Regions from separate parts of the Mus musculus genome. Here region 2 is linked to region 1. The links are chromatin loops, found by intact Hi-C in ENCODE. Cell type or tissue: heart. All regions are shown on one strand. Links, peaks and the distances in the headings refer to the core of each region. The heading gives the core; the rest is flanking DNA. Region 1 has its middle 49 kb from the start of Gm40107. Region 2 overlaps Gm32720 (a long non-coding RNA gene).

What was found. Peaks named below come from ENCODE experiments on the same cell type or tissue, not always from the same donor. Only the 100,000 strongest peaks of a DNase experiment are listed, where the experiment ranks them.
Region 2: it touches region 1 in a loop (12-fold over the local background); 1 of 42 quality-filtered maps calls a loop at or near these places.

What each region holds. Positions count from the first base shown.
Region 1 is chr3:100,766,952-100,769,870 of GRCm38, reverse strand. No RefSeq gene overlaps it. Among named protein-coding and RNA genes, the nearest start is that of Gm40107, 49 kb to the left of the region's middle. In heart, for the core only: a CTCF peak has its summit at 1,644 (motif pointing left); no DNase peak of the experiment used is centred there; H3K4me3 peaks cover 379 bases; H3K27ac peaks cover 523 bases.
Region 2 is chr3:100,820,290-100,823,208 of GRCm38, reverse strand. Gm32720 (a long non-coding RNA gene) reads left to right here. Exons shown (of 3, transcript XR_375902.2): 3 at 2,167-2,812. Among named protein-coding and RNA genes, the nearest start is that of Vtcn1, 3.7 kb to the left of the region's middle. In heart, for the core only: a CTCF peak has its summit at 1,671 (motif pointing right); no DNase peak of the experiment used is centred there.

The DNA.
Region 1 (2,919 bases), core at 95-2,594:
GAGCCTTGCAAAAACCCAACCAAAACAATGCAATTTCTTTTTGTTTGAGTTCCTCTGTCAACTTGGCACCTCTGGCCTCAGTCAAGATGGAGAAATGATAGGTGATATACAATATGAACAACGAATAGAATAGCTGGCCTCCGAAGGAAGAAACGGGAGCTACGAGGGTGGCAAGCAAGGACTTGGGGTAGGAGTATCAGACCTGCTGGCTCTATGGCTCAAACTCAGCATTTTCTGTCTTTGGGGAGGTAAGATACACATGGTTTGAAATCTACATTGTATAGGAGGCAATGACTAAGGTCATTGCAAAGAATTAGGACCTTGACAGGTGTTCCAGTCAGCTGGGAACAAGGACCATGCATTCTTGGCCCAAGAAAGGTTATAGGAAAACTTGAATCTGCGAAATAGTCTGATGAGAAGAAAAGCTCCTCCTATAGAAACCCAACCCTGGAGCCTGAACTCTGCTTGAGGGTAGAAAATGTAGCCAGCTGTTGTGAGCATAACCGGCAAATTCCTAGGGTGGTCAGCAGAGGAAAGCGACATTCTAACAGCTGAAGCTCCTCTAGGCACGTTCAGGGCCATGGCCTGATTTAGTATGATTTGGGTTTAGTATGGTTATTTGTGTGTGTGTGTGTGTGTGTGAGAGAGAGAGAGAGAGAGAGAGAGAGAGAGAGAGAGAGAGAGAGAAAGAGAAAGAGAGACAGAGACAGAGAGACAGAGACAGAGAGAGACAGAGAAAGAGAAAGAGATTGTTTATAAATGAAAGGGAGAGGATGGGAGCTTGGAGAGTGGCTCAGTGGTTAAAAGCCCTCTCTCTTTCTTCTCTCTCTCTCTCTCCACTCCTTCCCACTTACTCCTCCCTATACCCCTTTCTCTTTGCAAAATTATCTGTAACTAGTCAACATTTTCTTCTGGCCTTCAAACACACACACAAAAGCACACACACACATGCACACACACACAACTCATGAACACACACTCAAACACACACGTGTACACATACGCACAGCATGAGTCTTTATAAGAGGGTTTTTTTGTTTTTTGTTTTTTTGTTTGTTTGTTTGTTTGTTTTTTTGTTTTTTTAGTTTAGGGAACAGGAAGAGATAGAAACTGCACCCAGGTGCAGTGCCTAGCATTCGTTACCTGCTTGCTAGTCTCTGAATGGGAGATGAAAGCAAGCTCAAAGAGGAAAATATCCCTGCTGAAGACCAACTTAGGCTGGCTGTGTGTGTGTGTGTGTGTGTGTGTGTGTGTGTGTGTGTGTGTGCGCGCGCGCGCGCGCGCGCACATCTGTAATCCCCAGCCCTGGGAGCTGAGGCCTCAGCTCAAGGAGCTGCTACTATAGGCTCGGGCCTGTTCCCTTTCTAACCTGCTTTTGGTTCCCTGGATGCCTCAGTCAGCTCCTTTATGATAATCCCCTGCTGCTCCCACTTCCTCCGGAAGCTGGCAAATGCATAATGAACGGTCTGAAGTGCCTGCTTTTGACAACAGCGAGGGGCTTGTTCCCGAGATGACATTTGAACTGTGTATGGATCGCTCTGTCAAAGGACAATCCAAGAGAAGCCTCCAGACTCAGTGTTTCTGTGTTTATTCCAAACTCACTTTAGGGATTTCATGTGCCATCTTAGGTCCTCTGCTTCCCTCTTCTGGTCAACTGGAAGGAATCTTTTATAGCTGTTGACAACACTGGGGTGGGAATTAATACTAATATCTCACCCTAACGATCACTTTTCGGTCAGTAAGTGACACCAAGAAGGGGGATAAGTAAACATGGCATCATTGTACGTTCACAGCAGGACCATCGTGACATCTATTTACCATTCAGACTGTAGGGAAATTATTAACACAGTTGGTCCCAGATGTATCACTTGTAAAACCATGAAGTAAAAAAAGTTACACACGTACTCCCCCCCCCCCCAAAAAAAAAGTACTAAGAGTTTTAAATAGCACTGTGAATTCCTAGGGAGATAGATTCTGTAGTTCTAGATCAATGATTTTTTTTTTTTTGAAGTAGTATCCTAAGGGCTAAGATGTCACTCTGCAAAACACTCCAGGGAGCCATGTGACTGTAGACTCTGAGGGGTGAACTCAAGAAGAAAGATCGCATTAGAAACCACTATGGCAGCCTGAGGAATGAATGCCTTTTCAGTTGATAATAGACTTAATCTTAATCAAATAGTTTCGAGTTGAAAAGGATTTCAAAGGCCTTAAAGCAGTGTTTCTAAACCTGTGTGTGGGTCGAGAGCCCCTTGGGGTCAAATATCAGACATTTACATTACAATCTATAACAGTCACAAAATTACAGCTATGAAGTAGCAACAAAAATAACTTTATGGTTGGGGGTCACCACAACATGAGGAACTGTATTAAAGGGTTGCAGCACTGGGAAGGTTGAGAGCCACTGCCCTAAAGTTTCCTAGAGTTCAGACTCTTGTGTTGTGGCTAAGGGAACTGAGATCAAAAGCCACAAAAAAAAAAAAAAGTGTGGCCCTATGAGCAATCGAACAGCATTCAACTGTGAAGAAAAATGGACCCCTGACACTTGGGGAAATAGATGCAACTGACATCATTATACTGAGCGAAATAAGTCATACTCAGAGAGAAATACCATTTTCCTGCACATTTATGCTTTATAGTTAGATCAATCTACCTCTGCACTCGGGGTGTGTGTGTGTGTGTGTGTGTGTGTGTGTGTGTGTGTGTGTAGATAATGAAAGTTTAAAGGGGGGCATTAGAGAAAAGGAAGGGGAGACAGAAAGCATGAAAGTAGAAGAAAACACTATTGGGTGTGGGGGAAGGGAGCCCAAAGTGGGGAGGACAGAGGAGGGAAGACAGAGGTGATGTACATGGAACAGTGTAATGAAGCATATGCAGGGAAGTACTCTAGCTAAACTAAACACACTAACTTTAAAAAGAATA
Region 2 (2,919 bases), core at 308-2,807, 53 kb before region 1:
GAGTCGTCATCTCTCCACTGGGCTCTCCCCTAGAGACTCCACAACTTCATCTGCATCTGCCGCCTGACCCATCTTCCTTGTTACAGCATTCAGAACACAGCAACCTTGCCGGCTGTTTGTTGTAGAGGTCAAGGGGAATGTGCCCTCTGCCCTCTGAAAGGTCAAGGAAATAAGTCTGCAAAGAGAGATTACAAAGAAAAGATTAAAAAAAAATTGATTAACTTCCAAAAGGAGAAAGGTGCGCACAGGGAGACTCACAGGAGTGATTAGTCACTCACTTAACTTTATTAAAACCCATCATGCTCTGCTTGCTTTAAGGACAGTTCAGAGAGAGGCTCATAGTGCTTATCAGAGGACTAGGAGATTTCCAAGCAGTCTCATTGGAATTTAAATGTACAGAAGGAAAAGATATTATCTTCTCATTCTTTCTGACCTCTGTGGGGCTTCGTGGTAGGGTAGAGGGCAGCCCACTCTTAAAAGAGATGGGGAATTCCAGAGTTTCCACCCAGCCTTGAGTGGGCAGAAGCAAGCTTTCCCTTTAGGTCACATGCTTCATGTGTCTTCACACACCATATTTGGGTGATATCAAAAAGCGTCACCCTTGCCCCCCTCTTCTCTTGTTCCGCATATCCCTACATCCAGCCATCTCCCGATTCTCCCTCTTGGATGACTTTGCTATGGTGGTCTGAACAAAGTAGCCCAGGCTGGGCAGCCCCAACCACAGGGCTTTATCCCTTCTCGATTCTGAAGGCTCTAAGTCTGGGGATGATGCACTGGCAGCTCTCTCTCTCTCTCTCTTTCTCTCTCTCCTGAGGTCCCTCACAGCAGCGTGGGGTCTTCTCCAGAATCTTTCTCTACACAGCTGCTTCCTCGTCTCATCCTCCTACCAGGACAGCGGCCATATTTAACTAAGGCCTGGCCTGAAGGCCTCACTTGAGTCTCATGGCTTCTTTGCTGGCTCTGTCTTCTGAGTGCTGACATTCTGAGGTTCTTTAAGGGTCAAGCTCAAGGGTCTTGGAGAGAGATAATTCAAATGGCAGCGTTCCTTTATACATCCAATTCCTTTACACGCTCCTTTATACGTTTTACTCTCCAATATGACTAGGCTCCCACTAGTTTCCAATTGATTATTAAATTTATTTTATTACTTAAATTATTAAACTTATTAAAATAATTTAGTGGCTTGGTGAGATGGTTCAGTGAGTAAAGTGTTCACTGTGTAAGGGCAAGGACCTGAATTTAACACCGCCTCCCCCCAGAAGTTCAAGTAAAGCCAGACACAGCAATTTGTATCTGAATCCTCAGTGATGCAGTGAGATGGGAGAGAGAGATTGGAGAATCTCTGGAAACTCACAGCCAGCTGACCTGGTGTAAACAACAGCAACGACCCTCACATGCACATACACACACACACACACACACACATACACACACACGCACACACACGCACACACTTCTTTTGAGGTGGAGCTGGAGAGATGGCTCAGCAGTTAAAAGCATCTTACAGTACTCAGATCTGGTGTACTTCCATTCCAATGCCTTCTTCTGATGTCTGTGGGCTCATGCACACACATGGTGAATATACATACACCCAGGTACACATACACACATATAATAAAATAAATAAATTAAACAAGATTTAGTTTACATGTGTCATTGTTCCCACAGGCAGCCTCTAGGGGGCATTTGACACACTTCTGCAATGCAGAATTCTAAAATGCATGCTGTCTCTCTCCCTGCACTGTGTGGACCAGGCATTTTCCACTGCTTTCTCTAAAGTGACACGCTTTCTCAGGACAAGCAGCCTGGTTATTTGTTGGTCTCTCCACCTAGAATCCATCCCCCCCTTTTCTTTGTTTTATGCAGATTTGTGGTTTACCTGCTCCCATGTGACCCTGGAGACTCTGCTTGCGACTGTTGACTTGTCTGTGGCCTTTACTAATCACACCGTAAAAATAGGAACAGCATTCTAACCTCCTTTGTATTTCACACTAACTGGAGGCATGCACAGAACAAGCGATCATTAAATATTTGTTGAACAAACACATCTGTTCCTTTCACAGTGCACAGCCATGGCCTGGTTTCCTGTTTCCTGCTTCTGCATCTGTCTCATTCCTGGTATACAAACTCCTAGAGGATAAAAACCATATTTTTCTTTGTCACCAGGTCCTAGCACCAACCCAGACATAAAAGGACTGTAACAATTGATGGATGGGAAGAGGGATGGGCTTGGACTGTGACCCATCAATCAAGCACCTCCTGGAGCTGTCTGACGAGCTGGATTGACACTGCTAAGGGTGGAAGAGAGCATGCTGCATTGGGAAAGAAGGAGCCATTTAGGCTTGAGCACAAGAGGAAAAAGGGAAGCAAAAGTAATTTGTTTCTTGAAATAAAATCAGCTTCCTTTTTATTGATCTTGAGAAAGAAAGTGACAGAGACAAACTGAATGCATGTGGACCCCAAAAGCCCTCCTGTGAACGTTTTAGGTGATTCATACAGCTGGGCTTCAAACTTCTCACTTAGTATTGTACATCTGTCTGTGTGCCAGGCTTCATGTCTCCTGGGACAGCGAATCCTGGCCGGGATAGGAAGAGCATCCACACCTGTGTGAGGCGTCTGCAGTTTTCACACAAGACCCTGAGCTCACATGACCCTTACCACAAATAACCTTGGGCAGGAGTATTACAACTGGGGAGACTAAGCCTCAGAGATGAGCGAGCTGTCCAAAGCCTACCAGTCTGGGTTTCCCAGGGTCTTACTTGCTGTCATATATATATATATGAAATCATATTAACAAAAATACTGACTTCAACGTTCCTTTTTTTTTAGTTGTTTATTTTATGTATATAAGTGCTCTGTCTTCACACACACACCAGAAGAGGGCATCAGATCCCATTACAGATGGTTTGTGAGCCACCC